6 separate regions of the Homo sapiens genome follow, and regions 2, 3, 4, 5 and 6 are each linked to region 1. Evidence: chromatin contacts called from ENCODE Hi-C or POLR2A ChIA-PET data. All regions are on one chromosome and are shown on one strand. The core of a region is the stretch at or near the end of the contact, and the rest is flanking DNA. Distances in the headings are between cores, read along the strand shown. Region 1 holds the start of ATG12 (autophagy related 12). Region 2 holds the start of WDR36 (WD repeat domain 36). Region 3 holds the start of NREP (neuronal regeneration related protein). Region 4 holds the start of EPB41L4A-AS1 (EPB41L4A antisense RNA 1). Region 5 holds the start of DMXL1-DT (DMXL1 divergent transcript). Region 6 holds the start of DTWD2 (DTW motif tRNA-uridine aminocarboxypropyltransferase 2).

Evidence for each region. A loop is a pair of places that touch in the nucleus more often than their neighbours do. ChIA-PET counts read pairs that join two places held with the same protein, here RNA polymerase II (POLR2A). Pooled maps may share reads with other maps.
Region 2: a loop to region 1 is called in a map of CD4-positive, alpha-beta T cell, with 10 times the contacts of the local background. The contact joins the promoter of WDR36 here to the promoter of ATG12 in region 1. A Hi-C loop is called at or near these places in 3 of 168 maps with a recorded cell type or tissue (CD4-positive, alpha-beta T cell, gastrocnemius medialis and naive thymus-derived CD4-positive, alpha-beta T cell) and 11 of 50 pooled maps.
Region 3: a loop to region 1 is called in a map of naive thymus-derived CD4-positive, alpha-beta T cell, with 14 times the contacts of the local background. The contact joins the promoter of NREP here to the promoter of ATG12 in region 1. A Hi-C loop is called at or near these places in 1 of 168 maps with a recorded cell type or tissue (naive thymus-derived CD4-positive, alpha-beta T cell), 1 of 37 single-sample maps with no recorded cell type and 10 of 50 pooled maps.
Region 4: a loop to region 1 is called in a map of naive thymus-derived CD4-positive, alpha-beta T cell, with 15 times the contacts of the local background. The contact joins the promoter of EPB41L4A-AS1 here to the promoter of ATG12 in region 1. A Hi-C loop is called at or near these places in 2 of 168 maps with a recorded cell type or tissue (CD4-positive, alpha-beta memory T cell and naive thymus-derived CD4-positive, alpha-beta T cell) and 9 of 50 pooled maps.
Region 5: a map of CD8-positive, alpha-beta T cell shows a loop between it and region 1 (11-fold over the local background). The contact joins the promoter of DMXL1-DT here to the promoter of ATG12 in region 1. A Hi-C loop is called at or near these places in 5 of 168 maps with a recorded cell type or tissue (CD4-positive, alpha-beta memory T cell, CD8-positive, alpha-beta T cell, naive thymus-derived CD4-positive, alpha-beta T cell and 1 more) and 14 of 50 pooled maps.
Region 6: a map of naive thymus-derived CD4-positive, alpha-beta T cell shows a loop between it and region 1 (6-fold over the local background). The contact joins the promoter of DTWD2 here to the promoter of ATG12 in region 1. A Hi-C loop is called at or near these places in 1 of 168 maps with a recorded cell type or tissue (naive thymus-derived CD4-positive, alpha-beta T cell) and 11 of 50 pooled maps. POLR2A ChIA-PET finds 5 or more read pairs at or near these places in 1 of 52 experiments (MCF 10A).

The regions. Positions count from the first base shown.
Region 1 is chr5:115,840,315-115,843,330 of GRCh38, reverse strand. ATG12 (autophagy related 12) reads left to right here and starts at 1,766. Exons shown (of 4, transcript NM_004707.4): 1 at 1,766-1,941. The coding sequence starts at 1,779. It overlaps AP3S1 (adaptor related protein complex 3 subunit sigma 1), which reads right to left and starts at 1,396. Exons shown (of 6, transcript NM_001284.4): 1 at 1,225-1,396. The coding sequence starts at 1,293. RefSeq lists enhancers at 550-759, 1,750-1,799, 1,810-2,109, 1,498-2,399, 2,403-2,903 and silencers at 850-1,039, 1,140-1,519.
Region 2 is chr5:111,090,835-111,093,850 of GRCh38, reverse strand. WDR36 (WD repeat domain 36) reads right to left here and starts at 1,503. Exons shown (of 23, transcript NM_139281.3): 1 at 1,233-1,503. The coding sequence starts at 1,394. RefSeq lists an enhancer at 1,214-1,653.
Region 3 is chr5:111,755,630-111,758,645 of GRCh38, reverse strand. NREP (neuronal regeneration related protein) reads left to right here and starts at 1,452. Exons shown (of 4, transcript NM_004772.4): 1 at 1,452-1,510; 2 at 2,816-2,876. The coding sequence starts at 2,874. RefSeq lists silencers at 322-681, 702-1,101 and an enhancer at 1,695-2,252.
Region 4 is chr5:112,159,276-112,161,775 of GRCh38, reverse strand. It overlaps EPB41L4A-AS1 (EPB41L4A antisense RNA 1), which reads right to left and starts at 1,250. Exons shown (of 3, transcript NR_015370.2): 1 at 481-1,250; 2 at 1-73. SNORA13 (small nucleolar RNA, H/ACA box 13) reads right to left here and starts at 291; the gene lies at 159-291. It also overlaps a transcript of EPB41L4A not described here. RefSeq lists enhancers at 446-495, 606-655, 676-775, 551-1,283, 1,156-1,365 and 1 more.
Region 5 is chr5:119,069,273-119,072,288 of GRCh38, reverse strand. DMXL1-DT (DMXL1 divergent transcript) reads left to right here and starts at 1,399. Exons shown (of 3, transcript NR_134250.1): 1 at 1,399-1,483. It overlaps DMXL1 (Dmx like 1), which reads right to left and starts at 1,202. Exons shown (of 44, transcript NM_001290321.3): 1 at 633-1,202. The coding sequence starts at 719. LOC124901209 (small nucleolar RNA U13) reads left to right here and starts at 2,889; the gene lies at 2,889-2,992. RefSeq lists silencers at 766-1,045, 1,356-1,435.
Region 6 is chr5:118,987,000-118,990,015 of GRCh38, reverse strand. DTWD2 (DTW motif tRNA-uridine aminocarboxypropyltransferase 2) reads left to right here and starts at 1,469. Exons shown (of 6, transcript NM_173666.4): 1 at 1,469-1,722. The coding sequence starts at 1,505. RefSeq lists a silencer at 1,556-1,885.

The DNA.
Region 1 (3,016 bases), core at 517-3,016:
CATTTTAGGCAAACTGACATTTTCACATTTACTTTGTAATGGCAAGATTGATTTCCATCTGGGACTTATCTGCATAAAAGTGTTAGCCTTGGCACAATTTCAAAATTGAATTGAAAGCTCATTTCTTGCTATAAGCAAAGTGCCACAATACCACACAACAGTTATACCTCACATTAATCCTACCACTGGGAGTCCAATTTTATGTGTTTCAGCTAGCGAATTCTGCCCTCAGGTAAGCACATAACTCTATAAAACCCTTCCTCGATCATCAACAAATCACTTATCTCTACTACCTTAATGCCTCCTGCACTTGTCCATACTAAACAGTATTTACACGTTAAAAGAGAAGTTCTACAAATGCTACTATTCTTCATAAATAGAAAAAAACTATAAATGAGGGCAAATTCCCATACGTGGAAAAATGCCAAACCAGAAGCTGAAATCATAACTTTTAGGTATAGAACCACAGCTCCAATCAGTCAACTACAAACGTCGCCGGTTACTTCGAGGGTAAATAATTTGCAGCCAGCTGGTAAAAAGCCTGATAAAAATATTAGGTCCTCACATATCTTCCTTTTCAATAAGGAGACACCTGAAAGTCACACTGGGCAGTCTGTCACGTATCGAAACATGCAGAAGAGAGACTGTACAGAACGTGCAGTTATCAAACGCAGGAAGCCAAAGTTCCTGTGCTATGAGAGGACCACAGTGAAAAACGGTAGCCCATCTGTCCAAAGAACAGAAAGAAGTCCACCTGGAAAGGATGGGAGTCGGCGGAGGGGGGCGAGAAGAACGAGTTCCACGCCGTCTTCCTCCTCCCGGGCTAACTGCAGCCGCGGGCGGCAGGAAGGCAGCCGCGCGGGGTGGGCTCTTGGGGACTGGGCGCAGGGCTCCGCGGCGCGGCTGGGCTGCGGCTGCCCGATCGGCGAGGGCCGGGCCCCGGGAAGTCTCCAGGGCCTCGCCCGCGCAGCCAGGAAAGCATGCAGCCCACCGACGGGCGGAGGAACCGCCCGGGCAAAGCCACGTCGGTGGCTGACCGCGCGGCAGGGAGGTGGGCACCCTGTCCACACCCACCAGGAGGCTGACAGCTGGCGAGCGCCAGGCGGCCGGGACGGGACAAGGGCCGCAGCGCGCCGGAGGGGGTCGCTCTGAGAAAGCCGCGCTGGGCGCTGCCCGTCGCCAACGACTCCCCCTCGCCCGGATCAGCGGCGGCTGGATACTCACGTAGGGCTGGTAGAACTTGGAGAGCCGCGGCTTCCCGTGGTTGTTGAAGATTAGGATCGCCTTGATCATGGCTGTGCCGGGCCGACCGGGTGGGCACTGGGGGCCAGGGCGGGGGCGGGCGCGCGAGCCTCGCCTCGTAATCTCGCCTGCGATCCTTCCCCACCCGCCCCCTCCCGCACGCGACCGCGCGCGCTCCCGAGCCGTCGGGCGGGGCCCAAGGGGCGGGGCCTGGGCGGGGCAGGCACTAAGGAAAGCGGAAACATTTCTAGGTCCGAGCCAGCGGCCTAACTGGAGTGTGCGCATTCGACCGAGCACAGACACGTTGCCCACCGCTCCTCTCCCGAGGTCTGTAGTCGCGGAGAAACACATGTTGCGTTACTAACGTTCAGAGGTCTGCGACAGCTTCGATTTGAATGACTAGCCGGGAACACCAAGTTTCACTGTGTAATTGCGTCCCCCTACTCCGGCGCCTCCTTTGCGACGCTCCCTGGAGAAAAGCACGCCCACTGCACGCGCTCAGTCGCTACTTCCGCTCTCGAGTGTCTCCAAGCAAGATGGCGGAGGAGCCGCAGTCTGTGTTGCAGCTTCCTACTTCAATTGCTGCTGGAGGGGAAGGACTTACGGATGTCTCCCCAGAAACAACCACCCCGGAGCCCCCGTCTTCCGCTGCAGTTTCCCCGGGAACAGAGGAACCTGCTGGCGACACCAAGAAAAAAAGTAACTGAATTTATTTCCGGGCAGAGAGGCGGGAGGTTCAGATTGCATCCGAGTAGGGGTGGCGGCCAGTAAAGAAGCAAAATTTAGAGGAGCGCCTGTCCTAGACCTGCATTTTGACCAGTCATCAGAAGAAAAGAAGTGTACTTTTTGATTTTTAAGGCCTTTAAGTTGAGTGTTAAAATACCATCTCTGTCTATCGGTGTAGGGCCTGATACTTGGCTGCCACACTTATTTTTATACTGTATTTTTTTGAGTTGGCCAGACTGCGAGCTCTTTGAAGGAGGGAGGGAGCTGAGTGGGGCGGGGGGAGGGGGGTCTCGGTAATTCCAGGTACTTAACACAGGAGCTAATTATTTGAGTAATGTTTTATGGTGGTAGGGGTGGTCATTGGCAAAGCCTGGATTAGAATTCATGCCTTCCAACTTAACTCGCTTTTGCTTTTTTCCCCCTCCCAGTTGGTTGTGAATTCACTCCTTAAACCAAAAACCAAATTCTTATGCAGAATGAAGACTGCTAAGGGAAAGCTAAAGGCATAGATGTTACCTTTTTAAGAAACACATTTTGGAACCTTTGTGAGTTATTTCATTGCTTGAGTCAGCTATCCTCAACCCTTTATTGCTTGAGAATGTTTCCCTTTGTAAAAGAGATTGCTAAAATTACGTGTTCTAAAGCACTCTGTTTAGAGTTAGAGTTGCCTATGGGAAAAGCAGCATATAAGCATCCTCGATTCAGAGAGGCTGATTTCGTCCTTAGACGTTTTCCCCGTTCTGTCTTAAGATGACAGTGGTCTCTGGCCGGGCGCGGTGGCTCACTCCTGTAATCCCAGCACTTTGGTAGGCTGAGGCGGGTGGATCACCTGAGGTCAAGAGTTCGAGACCAGCCTGGCCAACATGGTAAGACTCCATCTCTACTAAAAATATAAAAGTTAGATGGGTGTGGTGGCGCGCGCCTGTAATCCCAGCTACTCGGGAGGCTGAGGCAGGAGAATCGCTTGAACCCGCGAGGCGGAGGTGGCAGTGGGCGGAGGTCTCGCCATTGCACTCCAGCCTGGACAACAAGAGCGAAACTCCGCCTC
Region 2 (3,016 bases), core at 254-2,753, 4.7 Mb after region 1:
AAGTAAATTGTTAACTTTATAAAATGTACAAATATGTTACTCTCCTCACCACAGGGTTTCTTTGGAAGTAGAATATAGGGAAAAACACCTGTGTCTGTGTGTAATGCAGTGTCAGGAAAGACACTGTACCAAAGACAAGATTTCAAGAGTTATTTCAGTAATAAACTCAGAAAAATTACATTTCAAGGAAGAAAACATTAACCAGCAAAAGCAAAAGTTAGCAAGCAAGGAACAAGTGCAGAGAATGGTAACACTAAATACTTTCACATGATTAATATGGTTCTAACCCACCCTGTCTCCATTACCAGCTCAGACTCTGAGAAACCCAATTGCTCTTCACCTCAGCTCTGCCCTCACTTTCCTTTTCCACTAACTCAACTAGTTCCTACCTCCCAGCTCTTTTTGCTAATAAGCCATTTGATATTCACAATCCTCCAAGAGAGACAACTCTACCTGTTTTCCAGAAAAGAAAGTACTTAATTAACACTGACTATTATCATCCTCCTCATCAAGGTTTCTGTTCTCACAGAGGTTACATTCTTTCGGAGAAGACAAAAGAAACAAGTAAACAAGAGACACTATTACAATGATCGATGAACTGTTATAGGAGAAAAAATCATCACTAACAAGTGATTTATCTGAAATTTACTTTAATAGATTATATAAAGGTGCTACGGTATAATGACACCTATGTTGCAAAGAAACGGCTGCAAGGCTTAGAGTGACAGTGCCAGACACTTTGCGTTAGTTGAAAATAACTGATTGCTATTAGATATTTTCCCTAACGGTAATTAATCTCACCATCTCCGGTTCTCCCAATGTATTCTACCTAGAGTGAATTTCTAACTCAGCTCGTGTCACCAATAACGTAATAGCGTGCATGTTTTTCTCTCTCATTAAGAATGCAAGAGGTAGAGGTTTGTCTTAATTATGTTTCCACCTTCAAGGGAAGGTCAATAAATATTCACTGAACAAATATTACTGCCATACAACTGAGATGTTCTCTAGCAGTTTCCCCTTGGCCAGGCTGCCTCTGAAACACGCCCCAGGAGGACTGCAAGTGCCAAATCAGCACGTGGACGTGACCGGATGGCGAAATATTAATAGGACAGGGAGGGGTTAAAGAAGGGAAGCCCGTGGTAAATGGGAAGGGAGAACCGGACTGCTCCAGGACAGAGTTAGAGGCCAAGGAGGGTGGTTTTCCTGGGAAGCTAACAAAAGAAGTCACTCACGTCATAGGTGTGGAAACTCTTGCCCACGCAGGTTGTTACATAGAACCGGCGCTTGAGCGCGCTGAACCGCACCACGTGTGGAATGTCGTTGCTGAAAAGTCCCAAGGCCCGGAACCCCGCAAAAAGCGCGCTGGCCGTGCGCCTTTCTGAGGCCCGTTCCATTGCCGCCGCGATCCCAGCTCCTCTCAGCTCTGGTCCTGAAGGAAAACACGTACCCAGTCCCTTCAGCGTGTCTAGTGGAACAGTCCTCTGCCAGAGCTGCAGACACAACACCGCTTCCGGCGCCCGCTGCGAATCGCGTTTCCGGAGACTGCCCTCAGTGCAACACATAAAGTTCTCCCTCCAGAGCTCACATGGGAGGCGTGACTTGGGTTCCGAGGGCCAAGGTCTCCAGCACGTTGCCTAGCATTGTTCTCCAGCTCTTTTGCGGTGGAAGGAAGCTCGTTAGGTTCCGACAGAACCGCAAGGGCGGGAAACAAAGAGGGAAGCGCGACGCCCAGGAGAATGGAGGGGAGGTCGACGCCTTGGAGATGGAAACGATTTAAACATGTGATTATTTAAAAATGTACAAAAACATGAGACTGGAAAAATTTAAACACTGGATATCTGATGATATTAAGGAATTATGTTTCATTTTTACATATGATAGTAGCATTATGATTACGTTTTTAAAGATCCTCATCTTTTGGATACATATTGACATATTTACAGATGAAAACTATAATGGGACATTTCAAAACTGACAGAGGGATTCACTCACAGACCCTCTGGGGAGTAGAACTAATTACTTGTGGGGAGGGAACTGCTCACTTGGGCAACTTGGATAAGTGTAGATTCCTCCCAGAAAAGGAAGATAAATATTAAATGTTATTGGGATTCCTGGATTAAGTCAGTATTCCTTGAGGTCGGCTGTCAAAAGCAGACAGTAGAGGTTCTAAAGAGGAGCTTATCATAATGCAAACGGGAGTCCGGGCAGTTCATTAGAGCTGAGTGCCTTAGGATGCTGAAGGAGACTGATTCCAGTGAAGTGGGTGTCAAGACGCCTCACTCCTCAGGAGCCAGCTGCCTTACCAAGATGTAGGTTTGGGGAACAATCTCTGAGCATGTGAACATTAACTAAAACAGTGGTGAGCTTAGAGCCCAGGACCAAAGTTCAACATATGGAATAACCTCTTCTCTTACTGTTTTATTTCCATTTCATTTCGTTTATGAAAACGTTTTGGCAGCCTATTAAGGTTTGGGTCGAGTGACTAACGTAACTATACTAGTACTTGAGAGGGATAAAAAGGGTATATTTACTAATGTAAATGTACTTGAAAGAGATAAAGAGGGTCTGTCTCTACACAGATCAGTGTACTCTCTCGGGTTCCTTCCAGTTCTAAAATGTAATTATTATGAAACAAAAGTCACTTGTTAGCTAATTTGAATACCTGACTCATACATTCTTGAACAAAAAAAATCTTGATTTATTTTATAGTTCTTGGCACAAAGCCTCAAACACTTTGGATGTTAAGATCATTAAGGGGCAGATGCTAACAGAATGAGAGCTTGTTATTTAGTCCTTGACATGTTGTACTTACTTGTATTTTCATTTGTACCCCGGATTTCTCAATAGCAGTGCACATTTTCAGCCATGTTTTTGGTATGACTTAAAAGTGAACAAGTTGCTAATTATTTGTAAATGTTCTTTAAATTAAAAAAGAGGGGAGAGGGGAGGAGCCAAGATGGCCGAATAGGAACAGCTCCGGTCTACAGCTCCCAGCGTGAGCGACGCAGAAGACGGG
Region 3 (3,016 bases), core at 203-2,702, 4.1 Mb after region 1:
GGGAAAAAGTGGATGGCAAATTTAGAAGACACTATGATCCTTTATATCTTTTTTTCTTGGAAAGGCAATTTAATTAGGAAATAATCTTCTCCTGTGACATCTGAGAGTTACCATAAAATGATATCCTGCTTTATTGGCAACAGAACCAGTTTATTTGAGTTTGTTGCAAAATTTTGAGCTATTACATTACTATGAAAAGATAGATTTTAAATAAGAACGACGAGTTTACAAAAATCAGAAATGGCAAAGCACTTTATTTTTTAAAGCAATCCTCGATTTTAAAAAGTACAATTTCAGACGGGCAGGCAGTGGGGGAGCGTATAGGGAAGGAGAAGGAAGCACCAGGGGAGTATGTCTTGGGCCGATCACGCCAGGCCGCAGCTCTGGCTGGTTGTGCGCGTGTGACTGTGTGCACGTGTGTGTGTGCACGCGCAGCCACAGGACCTCTGGGCCCGGCCTTCAGGGGCGCTCCCCGCCCCGGGCTTCCCCGCGGAAGGGAGTGGGGCGCGCGTACCCAGCTGAGGGGCAGGGTCCGACCCGAGGCCGTGTGCAAATGCATCCTTCGCGGACTCTTTGTGTGTCTGAGCGCGGCTCCGCGCCGCCGCAGGCACCATTTTCTGCTTCGCTCAGGACAGGCACATAAAAGGAAGGCGGCTGCCGCCCGTCGCCGTCCTCTTTTCCTCAGATGCCCTCTGCTGCAGGTTTATTATTACAGTACGGGCCGCGCCGCCTCTCCCCACGGCCCTGGCGGGCCGCCGGGCTGTGCAGCACCCTGGCCGCCTTCACGCTTGGCGCGCCCCCAAACCGCCTCCTCCACCTCCTTATTTGTCTGAAAAGCAACCGCACGTCGAGGCGGAGAGGCTGGCCGGGGGCGGGGAGGAAGGCCGGGGATTTGCGCGCGCCGTGCTCCCGGGGCGGGGCCGGGGCGCAGAGCTGCGGGTCCGCTTTGTCTCCCCGGGGCGCCGCGCGGTGCAGTGGGGACGGCGCGGCGAGCGGGGCGCCCGGGGCGCGGGTGCGGGGTGTCGGGGCGCGCGCGCCTGTTGGCCGCTCGCCGACGGGGCCCAGAGCCGCCGATTCCTGCCGAGTAAGCAGTCTGGCTCCTAGGCGGCTGCACAGTGGCAGCAAGGCTGGGGCGCTGGCTCCGCGCCAGCTCCATCAGAATTAGCTCATTGTTCACTAGCACCCTAGCGGGAGAGAGAGGGAAAGGGAGAGAGAGAGACTCTTAGAGAAAGAGAGAGACACACACACTCTTGGAGAGAGAGCGCGAGGCAGGGAGATGATCTCCTCCTCCTTTTTCCAAGGCTGCACTTCTTGGAAGTGAAGCCGGTTTGGGTTTTGTTTCCCTTCCCCCTCCTCCCTCCTCTTCCTCCACCCCTTTCCCCTCCCCCTCCCTCCCCCAATCCCCCCTCCCCCCCCAATCTGTCTTTCTAGCATGTTGCCCTTTTTCAACCACATTTGTGTTTCAGGTGTAGAGAGGAGAGAGAGTGAACAGGGAGCGGGGCTTTTGTCTGTAAGTATATGCCATTCCTATCCCCGGCTGGGAGCGCTGGTTTCTCTTTTGTGTCGATTCCTTGCCGTTGCTCTTAGCTGGACCCTTCAACCCTGCAGAGTTCATGCTTCTTCCCTCTAAATTTTAAAGAGCTGAAGCGTGTACCTTGGAGAAATTCTGGCATTTTGGTTGTGCTGCATTCAGGCTGGAATTTAACTTGGGTTTTTTCTAAAATGCACAAGTTCGGAGGGAGAAATGAATTCTTTTGGGAAGGGGTGGGGTTTTGTGCTTGTTGGTGTGGTTAATTTTGTTCTTCTTGCTCCTAAAGCCTTGTTAGAAACTGTTGTGTTTCTTTGCATTAAATGCACTTTGGTGCATGCAAGCTTTTCCTCCCTTTTTATAAAATGAATTTGTGTCCCTCCGCCCTTACACTTGATTACTCTTTCAATGCTGCTGCTTCCGAGGGTCTTCTTAGGCATTCGATCTTGCAGCACTTTTTTCTGCATTTTCTTATAAAGCAGTTGAACTTTGGCGGGGAGGGCCTTAAAAATAAATGACTGTTTTTTTCTTGGTGATTATAATAATCTGATGTGCATTTATGTGTATCTATAATAACATTATAGGAAAACTCTAAGAGCGAATGATACCCTTTTTGAGAACTTTTAGTTTCTCCATTCATCTTAATTTTTGTCATAACTGTGTTAACAAAAGAGCGGTCTTCTGATAATATAAAGGTTGAGGGTAAATCACTGCAGCAGTATGTACATTAATGTTTATTTGGTTTAGGGAGAAGGACAGAATGGTGTATATTCCTGACTCCCCCCACCCCCCCCGCCGTGTAGGGTTTTTTTTTTTTTTTTAAACACGGAAGGTTATGTAATGCAGTGCCATTTCCAAAAATATCCACTCTGAGGCATTACACTACACGGTGGAAGGCTGATTCCTATTCTGTCGTCTTGATTGCAAATATACTGCCAGTAGTATGTCTGGGAACAAAGAGCAGCCAGAAAACAATCTATTTTTATCACTTGGTTCTACTTTTAAGTTGCTAAACCTTTTGAACTCATGCAATTTAAAGATGAACCAAACACTAAGAATAGCCCAGGACTCTGCAAAGCCAAGTACCAGGGATTCCTTTGTCCCTTAGTTAAGCCTATAGGCCACTTGGAAAGCTCTTTCAGAAATCCCAGTAGTTAACAATAATTTGCATGTAACTTATCTTAACCACAGAAAATGGTTATTCGTCTGTAACCTCTAAAGAGGCATTTTTCGTTTGCTGACCTGTGGTGAGGCGATGTGTCTACTGTATTTAAACATATTTTGCAGGTTGGTCTCCCTGGACTGAAGAGAGGGAGAATAGAAGCCCAAGACTAAGATTCTCAAAATGGTAAGACTTGGTCATCAGAGGAGATTCTCAGTACTTCTTACCAGTCTGTTACATATAAATATCAACCACCCATCTTCATCCGCCTCAACCCTTCATTGTTCTACACCCCATCTGACCTTTAAAAGGTTCTATCTCCAGTT
Region 4 (2,500 bases), core at 1-2,500, 3.7 Mb after region 1:
CTTCAGGTCACCTTTATGCTCCCAGATGGTATTCAGCTAGCAGCAGTCTACACTTCAGGCATCCATCTTCCACCTGAACAAAAATTAGAACTGGCTAAGAGAAACCATACACTTAAGGCTAGCAGGGTCAAGATCACGCGTGGAAACGTAAAAGCAGCAACTGTTACTTATGCAGCTCCTACACCAAAGGTATCAAATTTAAGGGCAGGAAAAGGCTGCAAAGCGTTTAATTTACGCCTTTTTTGACACCACATTCACTAGTTTCCAAAGTGAATGGGCAACACAAAGGCTGACACTGCGTGAGGTAGGCTTTATGGCATAAGGTTGCTGACTGGCTGACAGTAATGCCGATTACAGCCTAAAAACGGACAATACATTTCAGAGAAATTTTCTCACGATTTAAAATCCGACTTAATAATGAAAAGTGAAATGCGATGCGTTTTAAATGGCGACTGGTCTTGCACGAACGTGAAAACTCACCTGTAGGGTAGGTGATCACTCCCGACGAGCACCGCACGTGGAAACAGCTGTAACCAGGCACGCTGCTTTTAAGTTATTTTATACGGGGGCAGGGCAAGCATAAAGTCAGTTATACGGTAAGGCCTTTTCACTGACGAAAATAAAACCAGGCTTATCTGGAGAACTCCCTGGCATAGTCGATGATGTAAACACAAATCGACGAAGCTCCCCGTTTCCAAACGTGGGAACGCAGGCCTGAGGCCAGGCCGCTGCCCTTGTTCACGGCCCCGGACACTTCGGACACAGGCCGCCGCAGTCGACTCACCAGACTCAGGGTGGCCGCGTTCCCCCGCCCGGCGCCCCTGCGTGAGAGACCACGCGGCCACAGCCAGGCGCCATCCCAGAGGACCCAGAGCAAAAACCACAGCAAGCTCGCACCAAAAGGAAGAAAGGACAGGCTTCCGTCCCACAATGCTTTTCTACAAGTGGAAGGACCCACTGTCCGAGAGCGCGAGGGGGGAGCGGGCTGTACCATCGGCCGCTGCGCTATGGCGAGACGCCGCCGTGTGGCCGGAGGGAGAAGTGCCAGTGAGGGACCGAGGGGCGTGTCACCAAAGGGAGGAGGAGCCTGGGTTCTCAGCCCGAGTCACCTCTGCGGATGTGTGGCCAGTTCTTTCCACAGAGGAGGTATCCAGACATCCCCCCACCCGACCAGGGTCAAGAGCATATGATCAGTGCTGGCAGCGGCAGGAGCCCAAAGGACTTTAGACCACGTATTTTGGGACCCGACAGAATTCATGAGTCCAGCTGAGGAAGAGTAGAGTCATTCATTCGAAAGATATTTAGTCAGCACTTACTATGCTCCAGGCCCTGGCCTGAGTGCCTGGGAATCAGGTGTGGGTGAGCCAGGCAAGGTTTCTGTGGTACATTCTGCTTGGGTGAGTAGGCCACTGACCAAGTGAGCCCGGATGCTGAAATTCTACAATGTAAGTGCCAGGAGGGCAGCAAAAGAGGGTCATGCCATAGGGTAGCGCTGTCCGATGGAAACAGTGTGAGCCATGAGTGTAATTTTAAATTTTCCAATTGCCACATAAAATGTGAAAAGAACGCCGGGCGCGGTGGCTCATGCCTGTAATCCCAGCACTTTGGCAGGCTGAGGCAGGTGATCACCTGAAGTCAGGAGTTCAAGACCAGCCTGGCCAACATGGCAAAACCCCGTCTCTACTAAAAATACAAAAATTACTTGGGCTTGGTGGCGGGCGTCTATAATCCCAGCTACTTGGGAGGCTGAGGCAGGAGAAATGGCTTGAACCCGGGCGGGGTGGGGGTGGAGGTTGCGGTGAGCCGAGATCATGCCACTTGACTCCAGCCTGGACAAAAGGGCGAAACTCCGTCTCAAAAAAAAAAAAAAAAAAGTAAAAAGAAACAGATCAAATTAATTTTAATAATAACCCAACATATTTTAAATATTTCAACAGGCAATCAATATGAGATTATTAATAAGATATTTCTTTTATATCTACTAAGTCATAAAAATCCGGTGTATATTTTATACTTCCAGCACATTTCCGTTCAGACTAGACACATTTCAAGTGTTCAGTAGCTCATGGGGCTAGGAATAGGAAGACTGGAAGTGAACTCCGAGCAGATGTGTGAAGGCGGTTATGCAAGATCTGGAGACAGCAGGCCTTGGCCAGTGTGGCTGGAGTCGAGTAAGGAGTGTAGAGTGACAAGATGCAGCTGGAGAGCCAGGCAGGAGCAAGGCACTTAGGGTCTTGTCACACAGGGCAAGGTGTTGGGATTTTATGCTGAAATCTTAGAGTTGATTAATTATCACCACAAAAATTAAGCAGAGTTTGTTAATTGGCTTTTTTCCTGATAACCATAACTCCTTGAAGGGACAGGACAAGTGGCAGCAAGACAAGTTGTATGATAACAACTAGGTCTCCATGTTTCTCTAAGTCCTAGCAGAGATTCATCCAGAGACCAGTTTTAGCACCTTTCGTTGTTTCTTTGAAGCCTACTTCTATAAAAGAAAGAA
Region 5 (3,016 bases), core at 150-2,649, 3.2 Mb before region 1:
ATGTGACCAATGAAAAGCAAGTTAAGCAACCTTAACCTGGGATTACCAGGTTATTGTAAAATATCCAAGAAATATTTTTAAAAATGAAAAGGCTTTTTTTTCTTTCCGAAGTTATTTCTCAGGGAATTAGAAAAGAAAATAAATGAAAAACACTGTTCTCAAGGCTAGTTGTTGATGGCAAACAATTGGTAATTGTTTTGAGACACCCACTTTTTAACTACAAAGATACTTGACCTTAACTTAGAATACAAAATGAAACCAATCTCCACTATTCCTAAATTTGACAATTTGAACCTATAGAATGGTATAAAAAAGCCCCCAACTCGTTACTCAACAAAGATTTTTGAACAAACGACTTTGGCAAAGCACCCTGGCCCAAGGCAGACAGACCAAAAACTTTAAAAATCCTACAAAATATTCTAACTTGAGTTCAGGCTCCATACAGTACCTCACTGACCGACATGGTTTTGCTTCCTTAGTTCTCAAGGGCCAGGTCTGCTGGGTTCTGGGTGGTAAGGACCCCCCTGGGGAGACAAGACCTCGCGCCTCTGCCCGTCGTTCTGGGCCAAGCTCGGCCCAGAATGACGGGCAAAGGCCGGGCCACGGGCGACGCGAGGGCCTCCCTCACTCACCGTGAAGCGCTGGTCGCCAATGCTGCCCACGGAGAAGCAGTGGTCGCCAGGGTTCACAGCCCCGGTCAGCACCTGGTGCAGGTTCATGTCGGCGCCCTAGTCCTGCAACGGACACCGCATCCAGCTCATGCCACGGGTCAGCGGCTGCTTCCCTCCCTCCTTCCCTCAGGGGCGGCGGCCGCTCTTCGGTGGCGACGGCAGAAGCAGCGACAGGCGCCTGGAGCCGGAGCCGCTCAGCTGGGGCCCGCGACTCATCCCGAGCCCCGGAGGGCGAGGCCCGGAGGGGGCGGGTCGGCGAGAGGGCGGAGCGCCGCGCTCCTTCGCGCACCTGTCACTCCCCGCGCTAGCCCAGGTGAAGCTCAGGGTCCCCTCACCGGCCACGACCCGGGGCCGACTCACCGGCCAGGAAGGCCGCGCTGTCCACACACTTCCTCTGGACCTCGGGCAGCCGCTCCTGACCCAGCCCGAGTGGCGCAAGCAGTACGCGCTCGCACTCCCCGCCTGACCTGTCCCTTCCCGGCTCCGGTGCCCGCCACCCCCACAGTCCTCCGCCACTCACTACGCGCCTCTGGATCCCTGCGGCCGAAATATCGCGAGACTTCGCTCGGGGCAGCTGCTACTGTGGTAAAGAATTCACTTTTTTACCACAGCGTGCGTATCAGCAAGTGAACATAAAAACGCCTCTTCTAGTCAGAAACTGGCCAATCCCGACCCCCGGTCCACCTAGGGCTCCGCCCACCACCGAGAATAAGCCAATCTCTTTGAGGCTTCTACAGGAGAACGCCGTGCGTTTGAGCTTGAACCTGATAAGCCTGGCAGAAGCCTGATGAACCCAGAATGAGTGAGATGTGGTAAGTTGTGCTTTAGGTTAGGGCGTCATCTAACTGTTGGGCCAGAAAATTTAAAGGGGAGAAGTGCATCCTAAAGGGAGTTGCAGTTTCCTCGGTTCTGGTAGGACTACAAGTCCCAATATGCACCGCTCCCCCGGGCGACCTGAGTGTCTCTTGAGTAAATGTGACCCTTGAAACGTCTACGTTAGCAGCTTAATGGTTTCTCCAGCCTTGCGCGTGTTTCCAAGTCCCTAAACGGGATGGTTTTTGAAAGGCTCGAACACTTGACAAGTAGGAAAGTGGTATTTTCTTAGCCTAAGTTATCTTAACACGTGATTTGAAATAGTGCTGGTAATAACAACACACCAGCCCTGCATTGAGCGTTTGTTTTGGAAAAGAACCTAGGAATTCCAGAATGATCAGAGTCACAGCTACAAACTGAGATTCAACTCTCATTGTATTTTGACACAAGTTTTGTATTATAATTGACAAACATCTGTTTATATGTCTCCCCCTGTATACCGTAAGCCTCTTTGGAATACAGAGGAACAGGACACAAGTCTGTCCTTAATGTCTAGCACCGCACCAGTCCCACCCATTCAGGGTGTTCTGTAAATGTTGCATGAATGTGTATAGAAACTCTCCAAATAGGCCAGGCACGGTGACTCACGCCTATTATTCCAGAACTTTGGGAGGCCGAGGAGGGTGAATCACGAGGTCAGGAGTTCGAGACCAGCCTGGCCAACATAGTGAAACCCCCTTCTCTACTAAAAATACAAAAATTAGCCGGGCGTGGTGGCTCCCACCTGTAATCCCAGCTACTCGGGAGGTTGAGGCAGGAGAATCACTTGAACCCGGGAGGCAGAGGTTGTAGTGAGCCAAGACCCCCGTTGCACTCCAGCCTGGGTGACAGAGTGAGATCCCGTCTCAAAACAAACAACCCTCAAAACTCTCCAATAGGCCAGGCACGATGGCTCACGCCTGTAATCCCAGCACTTTGGTAAGTCGAGGTGGGGGCGGGGGGATCACCTGAGGTTGGGAGTTCGAGACCAGCCTGGCTAACATTGTGAAACCCAGTTTCTACTAAAAATTAAAAAATTAGCCTGGCATGGTGGCACGCGCCTGTAATCCCAGCTACTGGGAAGCTGAGGCGAGAGAATCGCTTGAACCTGGGAGACGGAGGTTGCAGTGAGCCAAGATCGTGTCATTGCACTCCAGCTTGGGCAACAAGAGAGAAAGTCAAAAAAAAAAAAAAAAAAGAGAGAAAAGAAAATAAAGAAACTCCCCCTTTTGTTGTAGTATGAAGACTTCAAACTATAATAATACTAGGGTGGGACGAGTACTAGTAAATTTATTTCCTTTTATTTTTACTACATTTTTTGCAATGTACATTTACTTTGTCTGACAATAAAAAGCTACTTACGAGATACTTTTTAGTTCATAAGTGGGATGATTGTGTGTTCACACTTGTGTGAGACGTCCCTCCCTCAAACCTTGTTGCGCCATCATCTGCACATTACCCATCTGATGTGGGGAAAAAAAAAAAACCCGAAA
Region 6 (3,016 bases), core at 220-2,719, 3.1 Mb before region 1:
GACATGACTGCTCGCATTCCTTAGATAAAAAGTTTTTTTTTTTTTCCTTATCATCTGTCTTCTCACACCACACAATTGGGAGTCTCAAGGGACCTTAGAGGACTTGAGCACATTTCACCTCTTGAAATTAAAGATGAGCAGCTTCCTTTCGTTTAAAGATAAGTCACATGAGAATTTAATTTTGGCAGTTAAAGAATTGGTTCCCCAACCTAAATCTACAGACAAGATGAATTTTCTGATTCATCTCCTTTCCTACAGTTTCTGGATTTTGTTTATCCTCCGATTCCAAATGGCATAATTGCTAGTTCTTTCTCCCACTCTACGTCCATCACCAGGTGGGTGTTTCAGCCTTTTTCTATCCCTCACATAGGACGCTCCAAAGGAAAAGAGAGGTGCTGTTTCCGGGGGGAAAGAACGTAGGATAGTTGAAAACAGCACGGTATTTTATTCACAAACTTGATTTTAAGATGACTGAAAAATCTAATGTGAAATAAACATTTTAAGAAATACAGTATTTGCTCTATTACTGTGTTGTCTACTTTGCCTCACATTTAATCTATTACAACTATAGAGTTAAGACAACTGTGATTCCTAAGCTTAATTCACATGATTGATCAAAACCAAGCTTAATTCTGTTTTAATGTTGTGTATTGCTGGAAGTAACACAAAGCATTAATAAACAAAAGGAATTCGATACCCATTTTGGGTAAATAGTATTTCTGCCTTCATTCTAACATAGATTTCATTTTGGCTTTTAAAAAACAGCTGCTGTGCTATATACCGCCGTATCCAGTAGTTGTTAAATACCTGGGCAACGTTACCTTTCTAGGGCTTGTTTCCTCATACATAAAACCTATTGGTACCCCGGGCCAGCTCTCCTATTGCTTCCTGATCGGGGACGATCTAAAAATCTAATTTAACAAATATCTGGTGTCCAGTGTAAAATAGCATGCTTGATGTCTTATTAGCACAAGACATAGAAGAGCAGGAAATTCACATAAGGAAACGGACCAGCTGTGAGTAGTTCCCAGTGGATATAACCTCTCCTTTGTTGGCCTTTAAATAATAAGTGCATCAGCTGCCGCACCTGCGATGCATGCACGCGTGGAAATCCTGCAAATTCTTAAACTGCCATCCCAAGGCGGAAAATGCAGAATTCCATTTTATTTTAACTTTTAAAGGAGTTAAATTCGGGCTTGGTACTGGGGTCCTCTCGGGGAGGTTTCCCTTACCTCTCCCAATGACGCTACTTAACCTCACCAGCACTCCAACACTGCCCACACTTGCCTACCCAGTTCTAGGTGAACGGTCCCACTGGGCACGGACCAATGGGCTCGTTCCTTCCCAGCGGCAGGGTGGGACCTCCAGCCTGGGCTTCGGAGACCCGCCCCCCGTACGTGGCGTGCGGGCATTGCGCTACGCGGCGCGGGCCGGTTTCTACAGCGCGTGGCGCCCCCCGGCGGCAGCCGGGCTTCAATGCCACGGCCTGACCGGAGTGTCCGCCATGGAGTCGCAGAAAGAGGCACGAACACTCCAGGAGCCCGTTGCGCGGCCTTCTGGGGCCTCAAGCTCTCAGACGCCGAACGACAAGGAGCGGCGGGAGGGCGGCGCAGTGCCGGCGGCGGCTGCCCTGGGCGCAGAGGCGGACGACGACAGTGCGGACGGGCTGTGGGAGCTGCCGGTGGAGCCGGCCGAGCGGAGGCCTGAGTGCACCCGCTGCAGGTGACCGCGGGGCTGGGGGCGGGGACTGCAGCCGGCAGCGGCCTTCGGAGGAGGGTGCGGCGCCCCCTGCCGGGGAGTCGGCGGCTCGGGCAGCTCTGCGATTAGGGCGGCGGAGTTGGCGGGTGCACGTTGGAAATCTCGGAAATGCCAGGCACAGCTACCTAGTAAGAAGCCCTTTTTCCAGGTTCATGATTATCTAACCTTACTTCCTGCAATATGCTGAGCGTATCATGGGATGAGCAGACATCAGTTCTGTTTCCAAGAAACTTAAGCGTCCAATAGGGGAAGTAAGGGGTGATGACAGTAATACTTGTAAAATAGTTACACAGTCATATTTAAGTGGCATAGTTATATCACAGTTAAAAAGCATAAAGTGGATTGGAGGAGAGAGACAGTCTCCTTTACCTATCCTACCAGAACTCTAAATATAGGGCCTTTTCAGGTGTTCATTCTAGGTTCTCTTCAAACCCTACATACGTCCCACTGGTAATTTATAAAATCAGTTTTCATGGTAAATTATCATCTATATCCCAGTGTGTCTAGCTCAGACCTTTCTTCGGAACACCAGACCTGTGCATTAATTTATCAGGTGTTTATTGAGTGCTTTGGTAATCACTGACAATGCAGTGGAGTTCATGTTTTTGTAGAGTATTCTCTTACTGGATACGGATAATAAACCAGCAAACAAGCAATCAAATATGTAATTACAAACTGGGAAAAAAGCAGTGAAGGAAAGGAATGGGTTGCTACTGTAGAAAATAGCTCAATGGTGTCATGAACTATCTCTGAGATTTGAAAGATGAGAAGAATCCAGCCAGGGGAAAAGCATTCCAAGAAGGGGAACAGAAGGACTGAATATGGTTGAAGATCTTTACTGCTTGAATACTTGGAGTATCACACTTTGGACATTTTGACCTTTTCCTAGGGCTGGATTGTAAGACTTCAGAGGAAAGGATCTTGAATGTAGAATGTTTTTATATTTTCTAAATGTACTATGTATAGTTGACGCTCAGTAAACCTCTGAGGAGGATGGAAAATTTGTGATTAGAAGGGACTGTGAATTTGAACATAGGGGTTTGTGAATACAATTAATTTAAACAAGTCGTCTGAGGGGGTTGGGGAAGCATTTAAAAATGTTTGGAGGGGTCTCAATAGGATACTGGAGGAAAAGTGTTTCAAATATAAATCAAAGGCTAAATTACTGTGCTAGTTTTATTTAGTTTTTAGTCTGTTCAGAATTGTTAATTATAAATATATAGGTAAAAATCTGTTTAGCAGAGATTTATTTTATGAT